Linked DNA regions of Homo sapiens: all the other regions are linked to region 3. The links are chromatin loops, found by intact Hi-C in ENCODE. Cell type or tissue: psoas muscle. All regions are shown on one strand. Links, peaks and the distances in the headings refer to the core of each region. The heading gives the core; the rest is flanking DNA.

The links. Peaks named below come from ENCODE experiments on the same cell type or tissue, not always from the same donor. Only the 100,000 strongest peaks of a DNase experiment are listed, where the experiment ranks them.
Region 1: a loop joins it to region 3, with 4 times the contacts of the local background. A loop is called at or near these places in 6 of 110 quality-filtered maps.
Region 2: it touches region 3 in a loop (2.2-fold over the local background); 7 of 110 quality-filtered maps call a loop at or near these places.

The regions. Positions count from the first base shown.
Region 1 is chr2:54,980,477-54,985,888 of GRCh38, forward strand. RTN4 (reticulon 4) reads right to left here. Exons shown (of 9, transcript NM_020532.5): 5 at 2,039-2,177. Among named protein-coding and RNA genes, the nearest start is that of RTN4, 67 kb to the right of the region's middle. In psoas muscle, for the core only: no CTCF peak of the experiment used is centred there; no DNase peak of the experiment used is centred there; H3K4me3 peaks cover 831 bases; H3K27ac peaks cover 2,500 bases.
Region 2 is chr2:54,972,508-54,977,919 of GRCh38, forward strand. RTN4 (reticulon 4) reads right to left here. Exons shown (of 9, transcript NM_020532.5): 6 at 2,188-2,257; 7 at 1,314-1,360; 8 at 1,056-1,114; 9 at 1-691. The coding sequence ends at 649. Among named protein-coding and RNA genes, the nearest start is that of RTN4, 75 kb to the right of the region's middle. RefSeq lists a silencer at 1,955-2,156. In psoas muscle, for the core only: no CTCF peak of the experiment used is centred there; no DNase peak of the experiment used is centred there; H3K4me3 peaks cover 1,193 bases; H3K27ac peaks cover 2,500 bases.
Region 3 is chr2:54,897,141-54,903,758 of GRCh38, forward strand. It overlaps EML6 (EMAP like 6), which reads left to right. Exons shown (of 42, transcript NM_001039753.4): 22 at 2,501-2,642; 23 at 5,904-6,056; 24 at 6,231-6,362. Among named protein-coding and RNA genes, the nearest start is that of EML6-AS1, 150 kb to the left of the region's middle. RefSeq lists an enhancer at 6,496-6,618. In psoas muscle, for the core only: a CTCF peak has its summit at 2,888 (motif pointing right); no DNase peak of the experiment used is centred there; H3K27ac peaks cover 1,226 bases.

The sequences.
Region 1 (5,412 bases), core at 1,062-3,561, 83 kb after region 3:
TCAATTTTAAAAATAGATTTATTCAAGAATGACATTTCTCTCAAGAAAAATGTTAAATTGTAGACATATAGCTGCCTTCACTGCTATACTGTGCAAACATCGAGGATGACTTTTGGTGTATCTCTGTTGCCGTGTTTATTGAATCTATAAAAACAACAAGCATCTCTCCTCTCCCCTAAGCTCACCAGGCTTTTCTTTGAAGTCACCTCTCTCCCCCACCAATCTTTGACTACTAAATTCAGAGATGGTCCTTTGCTGTTTGAAGCTCTGAATTACTACTTACAGACAGTATTTCTTCTCAGTCAATTCCTACCCACAAACCATCCATCTTAAGCGGCATCAGTACCTCCTCCTCAATCACTTTTCACACATGTTCTACCCTAGAAGTCAGCTACGTATAGAAGGTAATAATACATGAATAGGAACTGGTTTCCTCTAGGCTGTATGTACAAGGTTCTATTTCATTTGCTCCAAAATATTTTTAGTTGATCTCTTTTGAAACTTATTAACCAAGCATGCCAAACAACATAACCGTAATCTTTTTATTTACAGACTAACATCAGATCATTTTAAAACACCACTACAGATTTAGTCACTAAATGCAACCACTCTATACGAAAGAGGTAAGTAATAAAAGGAAACTACATTATTTACCCTTGATGTTATTAGGAAGTAACTTAAGTTCCAAGTCATAAATAAAAATAAGAGATGCGGCTGGGCGCAGTGGCTCATACCTGTAAGCCCAGAGACGCAAACAGCTGAAAATAACGTATCAACTACTAGGTTATAAAGGCTAAAATGTTTTTGTTTTTTTTTTTTAAAAAGCACTTTAAGCACTTAAACCTATTCTGACCAGTTCAGAAATTGTTTTTCTGAGTCTAAAGGCCCAGTCACCTTATTACTACTATATCCTTGGCATGTGTGATAAATATAAACTAGAACATTTCTCTTGGAAATGAAAAATGAAAAATTATGAGAATTACCACCACTACATTTCTGCCCAGGCTTAGATTGGAAACAAGTCTGCCTGTTTTCTGCAGAGTCACAGGAAAGAGCATATACAACACAAATGACAAGTTCTATGAAAAAGAAAAGCACTACAGGTCCAGTGCTTCAGGCTTAAATTACACAACTGTGGTTTAGTGCCTGTTTCGTCAGTCAGAACTTTGGGAGAGTTTATTTGCAAGGTGAGACTCTTAACAGCTGCTTATGTAGCGAGATCCAAAAACTAAAGAAAAACTTCCAATGATTACCAGTTGAAGATTAGTTGAAGTGTTTCAGAATATTAAATCTTATCTAGAATAAGAAAGAGTCCAAGATATGAAATAGCTTTCATGTACATAAGTGCTAGACTGTAAAGCAAAGTCAGAATGAATAAATCTGATAATGCATTAGACGATCTTTATGCTTATAGTCAAAATTCCGATTAATTTCCTTTCCTTTTAATCTTTATGATTTCCGAAAGTATTACTATATATATATATAATTTTTTTTTGAGACAGAGTTTCACTCTTGTTGCCCAGGCTGGAATGCAATGGCGTGACCTCAGCTCACCGAAACCTCTGCCTCCCGGGTTCAAGCGATTCTCCTGTGCCTCAGCTTCCTGAGTAGCTGGGATTACAGGCATGCACCACCACGCCTGGCTAATTTTGTATTTTTAGTAGAGACGGGGTTTCTCCATGTTGGCCAGGCTAGTCTCAAACTCCTGACCTCAGGTAATCCACCCGCCTCGGCCTCCCAAAGTGCTAGGATTACAGGTGTGAGCCACCACACCCGGCCCACAAGTATGATTTATAACTTATTCTCCTTTAAAAAGGAATACAGGACTCTCTGTATTAAGTATGACCAGAAAAAAAAAGGGAATAGCACTTCTTCATCCTTATTTGATTGGATTCTGAATTTTAAAACACAAGTTTACAGCCATGTGATTTAATTAATATTTATCATTTACTTGAATATAGAAGAACAGAATTTTACACTCAACTCTCTTGATACTAAATTCTGGGTATATCAAAAATGAAAGGCAAAATAAACTTACCTTCAGAGAATCAACTAAATCATCAACTAAGAAGAGGCGCCTGAGTTCCTTTATCGTGCAGTTCACATGACCAAGAGCAGAATTACTGTACTTCTGAACCAACTCCTCAGATATAGCAACTTCAGATTCCAGATATGCCCTAGAAAACAAAACACATCATAATTGTCACTAATTGGAGTGATTTTCCCCTAAATGTCAATCAGAAATTATATATCTGTAAGAAATTAAGAAAATATTCTACTATAAAAGCCAACTGTTTCCAAATTAGGGGCAATATAAAAACTCAGCAGTAAGGGGTATTTCCTTGATATGCACTGTCTGCTGACTAGCACAGAAAAAGCATACACTTTGAAGCCAGACTGATCTGGGCTTGAATCTGATGCTCTGCCACTTACCTGGCTAGGTAATTTTGCAAAGTTATTTATTCTTCCCTCTAAACTTAGTTTCCTCATTTATAAAGTGGAGATTATCATGAGAATTCAGTGAGAAAAGTGCCTAATGCAACTGAGCACAAGGATGCACTCAGTAAATGGTAGTTATGACTATGGTTGTTTTTTTTTTTTTCTTAAAGTTGACACTATGTTGTCTCATCACGTTTTCCTAACAAAGATCTTTTTCATTTCCAAATCCTAAACTCTCTCAGACTAACCTTTAGGGGAAATTGTTCAATATGTCAAGCACCAGATTGTAAAGTGGCTGCCAAAAGCACAGTAGCAATCCTAGCAAAACATAAGAGTTACATCATCTAGATGTTTTAATCCATACCGAGATGGCTAAAATTGTTAAATTTAAAAGTATTGTATTGGTAATAAATAAATAAATAAATAAATAAATAAATAAAAATACTATACTGGGGAAAAAGTCAAGTCCACAGGAATGTAAGAAACAGTTTCATTACTGTTTCAAAGAAGCCATTTTATCTTGGCAGGGTACAACCAACTCAGAAGTGCTGAGTGTTCCCTCGTATCTGTTGGAAGTAGTCCTCATAACCTCCCTATGTCTCAGGATGCCAGTTTCTTACAGTGGAAATAACATCTTAGACAACTCCTTGTCCCATAGTTTTACCTCTGCAACATGCCCCAAATATGTCTCCTGGTTTTTATTCACAGTGCCATCACTCTATTTTAAGCACTTACTATTTACGAGCTGGAATATTCTATCACTCTCCAAACCAATCTCTGATCTGCCTGCATCCAAATCCATTCCGTCAGCCAATGCCAGAATAACCTTATGTGAGCTATCTTAGATAGTGCTGTCTAGGCTGAACTCAAGCAAGAGTTAGAAGACCTGCCACTACCTAGCTATACAACATTGCAAAAGGCATTTAACTTCTCTGGGTAAGTGCTCCAACTCTGTAAATTTGAGAAACAGACTTTCCTCAGTTCCTTCAGGCTCAAACATTCTGTGATTCTATGACTCCAACTTTTCAACCAGGGACATCCTCCTAAATCTTTCCAACCTTACTTCCAACTACTCTTTATGTTGCAGCCAGAAATGAGTCATTCACTAAGTATTTTTTAACCTTAATGTAGCCCTTATTAATCATATGGTTTTCCCAATCTGCAATGCTCTCTTACCTCTGGTGATACCTTATTTAGCCAGTTAGCCCCATCTCAAATCTCACCCATACATAGAGCCTTATCTGCCAATCTCTTTCATAAAACCCTGATGTTCTCTCTCACTCCTGTATAATTCTAACAATGCTTTCTTTTGTGTTAGTCTTATAGTATTTACTAGATTCAGCTCTGAAATATAGACACATGTATACTTGTATATTTTTCCTACTAGAGTATAAGCTGTTATGGACCAGGAATGTATCTTTACTAATACATGGTCTAACACACTGTTAGACAATTATTAACAAAAAACTGAATTATTAATATCAAGTTAAAAATACTCAAATACTCGCACTGATATTTAAACCAGCAATTATTTGTTTACCCAAATTTGAGAAATATAGGAAAGTGGCTGATATAACCCTGGTTGGTATTCTGCTTCTTTGTACCACTGTTACTTGTTCTTGCTGAAGACAAGATGCCTAAGCAGAAGCCATAAAGACAGTACTCCCCATCAATGACATCCTGTAGATATTTACACTAATTCAACTGACATTTATGTGATATTAATACAATGCCAGCACTGTTCATCACTCAGTAACCACAGGTATTAGATACAAACCACATAATATCACCTCTACTAGTATGATTAAGGGGTACTAGGAAAAACTGTCCAACAAGCTTAAACTGGTATGTTGGCTGAATTTACTTTATAATGACTATAAAAGGACTTTAAGAATATAAAGTGTTTCTAGCCAGGCACAGTGGTGCATGCCTGTAGTCCCAGCTACTTGGGACATTGAGGCAGGAGGATTGCTTGAGTCCAGGAGTTCGAGACTAGCCTGGGCGACACAGTGAGACCCATCTCTTTGAAGAAAGTTTAAAAAATGAATAAAGTTGTTTCTAAGAAGGAAATAAATCACTAATATTTTCCAAAAACCTCAAAAATCAAATGATGTGTAAAATTGGAACGGTAGAAAATTTAGAAGTTTTGGCTTGACAATATTTTTACATATTTCAGCATAACTAATTAAAAATCATACTTCTTTATGATTTGTGGCTTGATAATAATATGACTCGGCCTTTTTTTTTTTTTTTTTTTTTTTTTTGAAAGAGTCTCGTTCTATTGCTTAGGCTGGAGTATAGTGGCATGATCACAGCTCACTGCAGCCTTGAACTCCTGGGTTCTAGCAATTTTCTTAGCTCAGCTGCCTGAATAGCTGGGACTACTGGCATGCATCACCACACCTGGCTAATTTTTAATTTTTTGTAGAGATGGGAGTCTCACTATGTTGCCCAGGGTGGTCTCCAACTCCTGGCTTCAAGCAATCCTCCTGCCTCAGGATCCCAAAGCACTAGTATTACAGGCATGAGCCAACACGTTTGGCTGGCTCTGCCATTTTCAAACTACAATTTCAAGTTACTGAATTCCAACTTTTTCCCCATCACCCCATAAAATGGAGTGATACCACCTATCTCACAGAATTATCACAAATTTAAAATAAACTTATTAAAATATGTACATAAAAGGTTAGACACATAGGAGCTATTCAATAAATGTTGGTCTCTCCCCCTAAACTTGTATAACATCATTACTTCATCACAAAGAGAAAGCCAGAGAAAAATCACCAGTCTTTACAATAAACAAAATAATTCAGTAGGTCTCCTCTTTCAAAGTCTGTAAATCCATTTAAGTTTACCCATTAATATCAACTGGATCATGTTGTAGGTAGGTACATAGTCATATGCCCAAACAGATATTACCTTGCCACAAATAGTTTTTTCCTTTGTTTCCCCTACTTTCAAGCTAACAAGTTA
Region 2 (5,412 bases), core at 1,062-3,561, 75 kb after region 3:
TGGAACTACACATGTATAACCAATGACTGACTCTGAAATATCAAGCACTGTGGGGTGGCTGGAAGGTAAAGGTCTAAGCTTTGTGAAACACTATACATATATAATCTATATTTACTTATATTGGCAATTAATATAACAGTAAAAGTCACAATACACCTAGAACATACCAGAAAAGCAAGCTTTGTCATTCCTGCTTTACCGGTATGATCTCGTCTAAACAAACATTTCATTTCAGAAAATCTGCATCAATCTACACGGACCATACACAGTGCACAAACTGAAAAGGGCTTTTTTTTTTTTTTTTCTAGCTCCACCATCTCTGCAACTTGCCAAGATGCGGCAAGACTATCTGCAACAAAGTAAAATATACAGGTTTTTTATTCCACCAGTGCCTCAGATAGATAGGAAAAAGATATGATTACGGTTTAAATCCATACATAGCAGCTTACAATACTTAAGATGATGAACACATGGCAGTCAAGACAGGTAATTTTTCCTCACAACAGTGCATGGCTAAAAATAAAGATCTAACAACGATCTGTGAAACTGCACTGCAACGTCAAGGTTCGTTCTTCCCTGACCCTCCCCCGTATAATCAAATGAATATCCCCTTTAAAGATGAACTCCTACTAATTATTTTGGGCGTTTTCATTCAGCTTTGCGCTTCAATCCAGGGATTTTTGCTTGGATTCTGAAAATGAAAAAGTCAATGTAAATATCAGTTTTGTTTGCTGCTGCTTAAAATACCATCTTCCAAGAACTACTTGTATGTTATTCAGCTAATACAATAAATGAAATCCTTAAAGCTGCCTAATTCTAAGCTATAATTTTGCCACCTTGGCCTCATGAATTAGATTTAAACAAAGCCTTAAACACATAATAAACCCAGAAACGAATGGTCCAAATGTTAGAAAAACAATCTTTTGGCAACTCTGAAGTCACACTTAAGGTCTGATAGAGATTTGTTACTCATTATGCCTGCAATATGAAAATACTGTTCTCACAATCCAGCACACCTTATCCTAGTAAAAACACTGCAGATTTTAAATACTTACTTAGCCATAGCATCTTTAACATTCTTATTTGCAAGTCCTAGATAATGATCTATCTGTGCCTGAAAGAGAGGTATAAAGGAATTATTACCGTTGCTAAAGAATCTTATTAACCACTACTATGTGTCAAGCTAAAGGCTTAAGAAACCATCACACTTCTCATTTTTGTAAGACATTGAAAATGGGCACTAATACATCCGTAAATCCCATGTAATAGAGTGAGTGCTCTATTCTGAAGTCAGCAGTTAGTTAGGAAATTACCTGATGCCGTTCATAAATAACAGGAACACTGAAGAGTGAAATGAGAGCTGAAAAGGGAAATATACAACTTTTCAAAAAGAACGGAATGATTTGGGAGGAATAAACACTCAAAAAACTATTAAACTGGCAACTCAAGATAACCAAGCAGTGTTCCTAATGAATGAATAAAAACATAAGGATCTCTGGATGCATCTGCTGTTGAGGAGCCACTCCAGAGGAATGAATGAACTGTGTGAGGCTGCAGTTATTAGAGCTAGGAACCATTTCTAGCTTCAAATCATATCACAGTGAGATTTCATAAAATAAAGGTATCCCTGGTTAGATTTATGACTGCACCATCATATAAAGCCACCCTTTATCTGGTTTATCACTGTTTGTTAGTAGGAGCTGTCTTCAGCAACTAAGGTAGCATTTCAATAAACCGGGAAGCAGTATCACCAACTTATTTAAAGAGAATACAACCTCAAACTTATTTTGAGATGGAGTTTCACTCTTGTTGCCCAACCTGGAGTGCAATGGCACGATCTCCGCTCACTGCAACCTCTGCCTCTTGGGCTCAAGTGATTCTCCTGCCTCAGCCTCCGGAGTAGCTGGGATTACAGGCGTGCGCCACCACGCCCAGCTAATTTTTTCTATTTTTAGTAGAAATGGGGTTTCACCATGTTAGCCAGGCTGGTCTCGAACTCCTGGCCCCAGGTGATCCGCCCACCTTGGCCTCCCAAAGTGCTGGGATTACAGGCATGAGCTACCGCGCCCGGCCCACATTTTCATCCCCTACTTTTCATACAATGAGAATATTCTCCACTAAAATGTCTAAGCTCCTGGCACACAATCTTTCCAGCAATTTTTCATCCCAATGGCTTTGTAGACTTACCCAAAATCAGTAGTGTCAGACCATTAAACAAGGCACCAACATAGGTAAATACCCACATCAACACTGCAAACTATAAGAAAATAACATTAGCCCATTATAAACAAAATTCAAGTAAAGTTTCTTAATTATGCTTTCAAAAGCATCCCATCTAAATGCCTACCTACAAAAGGCATACAACTTGAAGACTGGGTAAAGTACCATGAGCAGTTCACTATTAAGTCACGAGTCTCAATTATGAATTTCAAAATCCTAAAATAATTAATAGATTTGACCCATTTTCTCTGGACTACACTACCAAGTAGTTGATTCTGCTGAGATCAGACAATATACCAAGGGTGCATCTTACCCCTCCAGCCCTAACAACATTTACCTTTTAAATGGGAAGACTATAAAGGTGTTATGAGAATTGTCTATTAGAATTGATTTCAAAGTATGAACTAGTTGAGTGCTTGAAGATATATGAGCTGAATAATTCAGACATTAATATCTCAGCTGATAAGCAATAATTGGGCAAAGAGTACTTATCAGGGAAATTACGTTTCAGGTACCAAAAATATCACCTCTAGCCTTTGAAGGATCAGGCACAAAGTCAGTCTGAATTTTGTTAAACATTGGTCATCATCAGTTCCTTTGCTTTCTAATTCAAGGCCTTCATGTGTATGTCTGGCAATCACTTTGACCTACTTAGTAGGTAACAAACATGATGCCACCAGCTACAGTGATTATTTAGGCTTATGTAACACTATAAATGAAAAGGGGAGTAGTAGAGCACCCCCATTATCTAAAGCGGGGATCAGCAAACTTTCTCTGTGAAGAGCCAGACAGTAGAATTTTAGGTTTTATGGGCCACATAGGGTTTGTGTCTCATATTATTCTGTGTCGTTGTCATAACCCTTTAAAAATGTACACCACCCACTCTTAGCTCCCACACTATACAAAAACAGGCCGTGGCCCAAACAAGCAGTGGTTTGCTAACCCTTGATCTAAAGCATATATCTTTCTCCATGTATTAAACGAACTCTGACTGAATGCTTACTGACCATTAATTAAGCAGTCAAACATTAGTAAGCATATTTATTACAGCTTAGGAAGACACTTTGGATGACTCTACCAAGCAACAGTTCTACAAATAGCAACACTCTGGTCACCCTAACTGAATTTAACTAATGTTCAAGTCAGTAAATATCAGGCATTCTTAATATCTGTCAATTGAAAAAAAATTTTTTTAAGCTGCCGTATTCTTAGCAATTGCTATTGGAACCCCTGGTAGAAAGGTTTGAAGGATGACTTCAGTTAGTAAGGCTTTTCTCTCACAGTTTTATAGACTCCTATTGCTGAAGCTAAATATAACTTTTGCACTTGAGCAAGTTTACTATAGAGTAAGAGAGTTATTTTTATCCATCACTATCCACAAGTCTAAAGGGAAAAGTGTTGACCTTCCATATTTTAGAAGAAATTACTCTAGCAACGAAGATGCCCTTAACATGACAGAAGATAGTAACAAACACAAGCTAAAATAACTCCTCATTTGGTCATTACAGTCACTGACAAGGCTTCACTCCAAGTCCACAGGGGAAAAGCCCAAGACTTCACACCTGAGCCACTGTAGGGGCTCAAATGTCACTTGCCTCTTTGAGAACACTTCCTAAAAGCCAGGCTATCCCAAGACAAAGAGAAGAACACAGGGAGGTCTCAAATGTCCTTAGGGCCAGGCAGGTGACATACATGTATGTGAGAGGCTGGGAGAGAACTGAGGCACACAGTGATATGCATTCTTCCTCTCAAAGGGGCACTTACAACCCTGCTCCATACGCTGTGGCCATGCAAATATTCCAGGCCAGTGTTGCCAGAAATGTACACTTTTGTGTGCTATCATATAATTTTTAAATGTTGCAGCTATGTTGAGAAAACTGAATACTTCGGCGGCCCAAAACAGAAATAGTGGTTAAGTGTATTCAGGGAACACACCACCAGGAGAGAAAGGGGTGGCAGCAAGAACTAACCTAGAGAGTAACCATTATTAATGGGAATCCACCACAAATGATGGATTTGTAACATGGCAGGAATAAGGTCAATAAACACTTTAAAGAAGCAAACAGGCTGCTCTCATTTTGGACTTAACAAATTCTACACGATTCCATGGCAAATACTTTGCAACATTATAGCCAATACTTATTAACTGAAGAGGTCAAAGCTTATCTCTCCATTGCACAGTATCGAGACTGGAGGAAGGAGGCCTAAAATGTAATGAAGATCTAACAAATACTTACTGAAAAGGGGCAAGGGCCACATCTGGTTTATCTTTCTTCCAGGGCAATAAGAGAATTAAATTCACTGTGTATAACACACCTGATTAAAGAGCTCTGCAGATTTGTGATGTTTCAATTTGGGGGAAGGGGTATCTTTAAGGCAAACGGTGGGAGAGTGCTTAGTAAGATCTCAGAAATTACTCTGGCAGTTCTGACCATTTCAAAACTTTCCTGCACTCTCAAACTCTAAACTCTACTTGCCCTTCTGTGTCTCCTTCAGATTCATTCATTAGTTGGTAGTTTGGACTCTCTCTATATCCCCAGCCCACTTCCTTCTAATTTTTCTGAGAGCTCAAGAAACCTGAAAGGAAGCTGTCAAAATGTGAATGTTAACAGCTGCCTATGAGCCTGAGAGCTAGATTTTAGTGTTCTTCTGGGTCAGCTATTTCTGGAGCTCAGGCCGTTTTTTTTTTTTTCTTCCTCTCACTTTCAGATTTAAGATTGTGTTCTGGAACATTATAGTTGCGCCTCAATTACAGAAAAGTAAGAACCTCTGCTGAAAATACCTGGTCTTAGTCCCTAAAAAAGTAAAATTATTAGACAGCTTTTTGGGATTTGAGGTTTCAAAAGACAGGAACCTGCTAAGAAGGCTCAGTCAGACTCAATTAGCCCAAAAGCTGAGCCCAGTAGGCATTGTCATATGCTTTTCTTTCATAATTGCGGGTGGGAAGCGAGGGGAGGGAGGATTTATAGTTTAATGCCACAACTTTTTAAAACAGTGATTTTTGCCATACTATTTGACTAGGAAAATGATCGTTGCTCACTCTATAAATACTTGAAATCTTTTCTAGGACTTAGAAGTTTGTAGTTAATTGCAAAGGAGCAAAACAAACGGAATATTACACAAGAATTTAAAAGGAGAACTCTGCAGAACATGTCTTATTTTTATTCGCCCAAGTCAACCACCAGGAAACTT
Region 3 (6,618 bases), core at 1,695-4,194:
TGCTATATTGCTAGATATTTTAGAAGATTTATGCCCCAATATGATTTAAATAATACTGTAAGATCTAAACTTTGTTTTCTCTCTTATTTTGTTACACTTGAGGTAGTTTGGTTTAAATATGTTTTATGCTTGACCAAGGCTTTTCACTTCTTAATTCTCTACAATTCTATTCTTTCCTATGTTTGTTTCTATTGCTCTAATAAGAAAAATAACCACAGCAATCATATATTGAGCACCTACTCTGTGTCAGGCAATACCGTTGTACGACATTTGTCTCATCTCCACAACAGATTGGCTCTGTTACATTGTTTTATAGATGAGGGACCTAAAGCCCAGAAAATTACCCACAGTCACATGCTAAGAACTGCAGAGCTGGGATTCCAACCAAGGTTTGCCAGAGCCCTTGTTCACCTCACCAGGCTGTTCCCCACATCTCTTAGCTTGGACACTTCAGGAAAGCCCCTGAGCTATGGGGTGGCTGGTTGAGCTGCTGGAAGCTTCAGACCAGATGTTAGTTACCATCTTTGCCACCTACATGTGTACCATTCTCTCCCTTTTTTTTTTTTCAGCATCTTTTTTTCGTCTTCTGCTCTCTCATTTGCTATTTCCTCTTAGGTGGATCTCATTATTTCAGTTCAGTCAATGTTTGTTGGGCTCCTGCCCAGGTCTGCTCTGTGCTGTGTATATGTGCAGTGGAATAAGGGCTTCCTGCTTGCCCAGGACCGTGTCACAGTCCTGTTCTGAGAGATGATAGAGACAGCAAGGGAAAGTGAAGGAACTGTAGAGGCAGTGTGAGTGAGACGATGGGCTGTCCTGCCGGAAGAAGATTTTAGATCCACTTTGCCGGTTTTGGTGGCACGGCAATCCAATCACAGTTGGAATAGACTGCTTATTTTTTAAGAGAAAATAAGGTTGGGGGAGGGGAGAATGGCAGGTGATGGGTTGTGGCATTTCCCGTCATGTGTGCTTTGAAGCAGTCAGCTCGCAGTTGTACAGCTGTTTATGATCAGCTTTGTGGGTGATCAGCAGCAAAGCAGGATCCTAAGCCCATTTCCTTGAGCCATTCAAGGTCCTTCAAGCCTGCCTCGCTTACTGTCCGATCCTGTGTTACACGGGGATTAAAATAAACAGATTAAGGAAATACAATTTTGATGTCAATATAAGGCAGTGGTTTAAAAGGATCTCTGGGTCCCACAATCTTGTTCTTAACTAAAATACACAAAGGGGCTCAGTCTATAGAAGAGCTTCAAGCAGAGTCAGTCTGGGAAGATGTGAGGTTGACCCCTGAGCTGTACCCTGACTGTGACTCTGGGGCTGGGAGGCTTCCAAAGAGAAGGCTAGAAAACCGGGGATGTAGGGTGTCCTCAAATCCAATAAATTCAAAAACAATGTCTGTATCCTTCAGCCCTCATTTTCTCATATTTGAATGTCAGTTGTATTTGGAACTTTACATCTTCTGCCAAATTACTGTTTTGCTCAAATAGCTTCTCAGTTAAATTGGAATCATCCAATTTCTCTTTGGAAAGCCACCTGTTCCCCAAAGCATTCCAGCTACAAACACCTTTCAGATGCCTGTGTGTGGGCTTCCTTTTTGCTTTACTAAGCAAAGCCTTTTTGTAATTAGCCATTAAAAAGCCAAAATTCAGTAAACAGTTAATCTGGTCTGTTTTATTGCTCTGTAGCACTAATCTTTACACACTGCATTATAGAGTGAAAAATTATGAGAATCAAATTCATTTTCTCCCTGTTAAGTGTTCGTTATAAAAAAATACTGCTTTCTCTTAGTTATTATTCTAAGCCAGCCAAGTGTGTTTGTGATAAGATACAGATACATGGAATTGGTCCAGTGCTTATTAAGCACCTTTCAGTTTTTGATGTTCATTGTTGGCACATGGACAGACCAATTTGTGAACAGACGCAGAACCTGGGCTACACCGAGGACGCTTGAAATGAAAATTTAGCTTCCTTTACTTCTGCTCTGCCGAATGCTACACATTCAAAGGACTAAAATTGCATAAATAATTAGAATATTGCTCTTCAATTTCACTGACATGAATGGGTCGTACCTGCATCTTTTAGAATATGATTTAACTGAAGGAAGTGGTTTGTGTCCTTGTGATTAAGCTGCTTTACTAGGAGGGTACATATATACTATGTTTATTTAGTATGAAACAACAGAAAAGCAGGCATTTCACCATTTACCTGGATGTTTCTAAATGGAAAGATGTTTGGCATCATATAAACAAAACCAATAAGCAATGAGTTCATGTTTTGCTTTGCAAATGAATGATTTAGCATCGTGTAGGTCTAGCTGTAGATTCAAGTTTAAATGAAAAAATTATTTCGGGTGATGATTTTGGTTCAAGGAAGCTCAAAGTGTGTTTATTCCTATTTGTGCTTTTTTGTGGTACTCTTGGACTGAATATGTAGCACCAGGCTAAAGAAGGGCTAGCCAAACAGCATAAGTAGAGTTTATGTTGCCCCTTTTCCTCTCCCACAGGGGCACATGGAAGGAGAAGTGTGGGGGTTGGCAGCTCACCCTCTCCTGCCCATCTGTGCAACAGTGAGCGATGATAAAACACTTCGCATCTGGGAACTATCTGCCCAGCACCGTATGCTGGCAGTACGGAAACTCAAAAAAGGTACATAACACCACCTTACACATCTGTCAGAGTATTTACAAGTAACAGAATGTGTCATATTTATTCACTCAGTTAATATTTACTGAGGGCACGTGTTATATGCCCATAAATATGCTGGGCAATGAGAATTTTATATTGGTTGCTACAGTCATAACTAAGCACATGTAGAATTATGCCAGAAGGCTGGCCTAATCCAGCTCCATTTTTCACTTCATTTTCCTTGCACTGCACAGATATTTGCCACCTGGGGGCAATATGTCCTTCCTCTTCTCATTGAGAGCTGTGGGAGTCAATTGAAATTCATCAGCTTTTAAAGAATGCTATTTATTTTGTAACAGTCTCCAGAACTTATTTTATGACTTGAAAACAAACATCAATTATATAGAAATATAATACTTAAGAAATGAGTAAATATGTCTTGAACACCTAAATGCACTAGAACTATGAGGTGTACTGAGAGGTACAAATTCAGCAAACATTTATTAAGTAGCTTCTGTGTGGCAGGCACAGGGGATCCCATGATGAATGGTCCCATCTCTAGTGTCAGAGATAGACAGGACTTGAACAGAGTCTCAGCAACATATCCATTCAAATTGGGTAATTCGAGGAGAGTCTTTAAAATGGGACTATTTATATAAAGGGATGGGGAAGGTATGAGGAAATGACCAGGGATAGTGCAGCACTATGCAGCTAGTAATGGCGGCTGCTCTCACTGGCCCTGGGCTTGAAGGGACAGGAGGAGAGGACAATTGCTGCAACCTTGAATATGAGAGCCACATGAGATGGCAGCCTGAGAGAAGCCACGACTGATAGCAGGGGACTCTGCCAGCATGCAGTGACCCTGCGGGAGGCAGCCAGGGAAATAAATGGCCCGGCCTCCCTATTCTTCCTCCATCTCTCTAATTTCCCACCAGTGCTCCCCGTTGGCCAAAGTCAACCTGAAACCAGAGGACAAGGGAGCCCATTGATGCTCTCCATGCAGACCAGCTTCAGGCACAGAGCAGGGTGGACAAGGGCAAAAAGGGGATGTGAAAGGACAAACTAAAGATATTTGGCACAAAGTACCCTGGAGCCTCAGAGGACATCTACTGCTTGGAAATGCTTCATCAGAGAGGTGACGAGCTGAGGCTTGAAGGATCTGTAAAAGTTCTTAAGAGGGAAGGATGAAATTGAGGTCTGACCCTAAAATATTTGTACTGAGTAATTTTATAAGCAGACATGAGGATTGTATTCTAGGGTAATAAAATGAAGAAAGGTGTCAAAACAGTAGTAACAATAGTGATGGTGGCTAATATGGCTGAGCCAACAACTATGCCAGCTCTTTCCATGTAGTCTTTGTAGGAACCCCATGAGTAAGGCTATTATTATTGCCACTTACAAATCAGAAAACTGAGGCACAGGAAGCTTAATTAGTTTGCACATTTAGTAGGTAATGGAACCAAATTCAAACCCATGCAGTGTGACTGTGAGAACACACCTGTGGCCACTGCTTAACACTATTTCCCTCTGCCGTGTTGCCTGTCTTTACACTAGGCTCCTGGGGATTGGTAAATGGTGGAGGCAGGATTTCCCAAATCTAAGTCCAAAGCCCATGCTCGTAATCACTACAGGCTAGAATCATTTTGGCTACTAGTTTATATCGGGGGAATGATAGGCCAAGTCCTCACTGTGAAGGACTTGAATGTCAGTGAATGGACTTTATTCTCTAAGTTAAAAATTAGTTGAACAACTATTGACCCATCTTAGATAGGATAACCATTCAACCCAGTTTACCCCTGTTGTTCTGGTATAATTATTAATAGCTTTCCTTTTCACTCTCAAACGTGTCTTGGTCTGTACGATAGATTGTGATTAACCTAATCTTGATGATGCTCTTCAAGGGCAGGCTTGTATTTTCATTGTCTCAGTACTGGCACGTCAGTTTTGAGCATGAACACAGCTTTCAGCATACCATGAACAGAGGAGTTGGTAAAGAGGCTCGGTATTAAATGCCCTGGCACAAGGCCACCTGGCTGTCCTATCCCTGGGGTGTGCTTACAACGCTCGACAATAAGAATGGTGGCAGAGGGTAGGCATGTTCTTGAATCAGTTTCCTTTTAGACATACCTTTGCAAAGTCCATGCTCCTGATTCAGAAATGTCTTTGTGACCCTACAAAGGAGTAGAGAACATGGTTCATGGAGCACCATCACCCTAGTGCCAATTAGTTTTCCAGAAACCCCTTGGGAGAATGTTCAGATTCCATTCTTCGCGTGACAGAAGAGGCAAGAACAACATCTTTCACCTCTAGAGTTATACATTACAATCCGTGGATCAGAGAATTGGAGCAACTAAAAGAATGAGGTCCTCTAAAGCAAGTTGTATGTAAGGCTTAATATTTAAAAAAAATGGTTTCTGGAAATTTTATTATAGAACTCCTATTCTTAAATATTACCTCTTTTCTTCGAAGCAAAGATACTGGTCCTATTAACCCTATACTCCTTTTCTCCATTTACCCCACTTATTTTTTGGAAACCCCAGGTATTTAAATACTCATAAATGAATGAATAAACCTCATGGAAGTTGAAAATGTATTTTTGATATTATGATCTTTTTCCTTGGACTTGGGGAGAAGAGATACTTAATTTTATTTTCTTGAGACAGGGTCTCCCTCTGTCATCCAGTCTGGAGTGCCATGGCATGATCACTGCTCACTGCACCCTCCACCTCCAAAGCTCAAGTGATCCTTCCACCTTGCCTCCTGAGTAGTTGGAATTACAGGCATGTGCCACTATTCCTGGCTAATTTTTGTATTTTTTGTAGAGATGGGATTTTGCTGCGTTGCCCAGGCTGGTCTTGAACTCCAGGGCTCAAGCAATCCACCTGCCTTGGCCTCCCAAGGTGCTGGGATTACAGGCATAAGCCACTGCACCTAGCTTATTTCTTTACTTTTTGTACAGGGTGGGTTTCGCCTCTACAAAAAATAACTTTTCAACTAATTTTTAACCTACGGAATGTGGCCCAGACTGGTCTCGAACTCCTGGGCTCAAGAGTTCCACCTGCCTCGACCTTCCAAAGTGCTGGGATTACAGGCATGAGCTGCTGCGCCCAGACAAGAGGTGTCTTAAATTAGGAAGTTTTAGTTCTCACAAGTGTAGTGTCAATTTAAAGGCAGTCACGTGTCCATACATAATGCACATCATCAGATTTCTTCATCTTTTCATGTGGTTTGCTTGACAGTGAAGTTTTGGATAATAAGTGTTTTTTGTGGATTCTTCTGTAGGTGGAAGATGCTGTGCCTTTTCCCCTGATGGGAAAGCCTTAGCGGTTGGCTTGAACGATGGGAGTTTCCTGGTGGTAAATGCTGACACTGTTGAAGACATGGTCTCTTTCCATCACAGAAAAGAAATGATCTCTGATATTAAGTTTTCAAAAGGTGAAGATGACAGCAGATACTTTTTAAAATAGCACAGTCTTGGGACAAAAAATTACAAGAATGAACTATTTCAAATGTTTCTTTGACCATTTTCCCACTTTTAAAATACTAAGTTCCTGGAAGTAAATTCCTATATAAAATGCTTCGATGTTAACCCCACATTTTTCTTAACAGATACGGGAAAATACCTTGCCGTGGCATCCCATGATAACTTTGTGGATATTTACAACGTACTTACAAGCAAAAGGGTTGGCATCTGTAAAGGTGCTTCTAGTTATATTACACACATTGACTGGGACTCTAGAGGTAAAGTATGTTGTGGCTTTTAAAATAGAATTTCTGTGTTTAAAAAATGTCCATTTATGCATTGTTTCTAGAGAGAATGGCAGTTGAGTGTTAGAAATGGGAAAGGGGAATCCCACAACAATATAAACGACTGTAATTTTACAACCCAGAGGCAGCTGCTGCTAACATTTTGAATACTTTTTCCATCTTTTTACGCTTAGGATGATTATTGTCACTATTGATTCAAGCCATTGAGTTTTAAGACAGTTAAAGATAC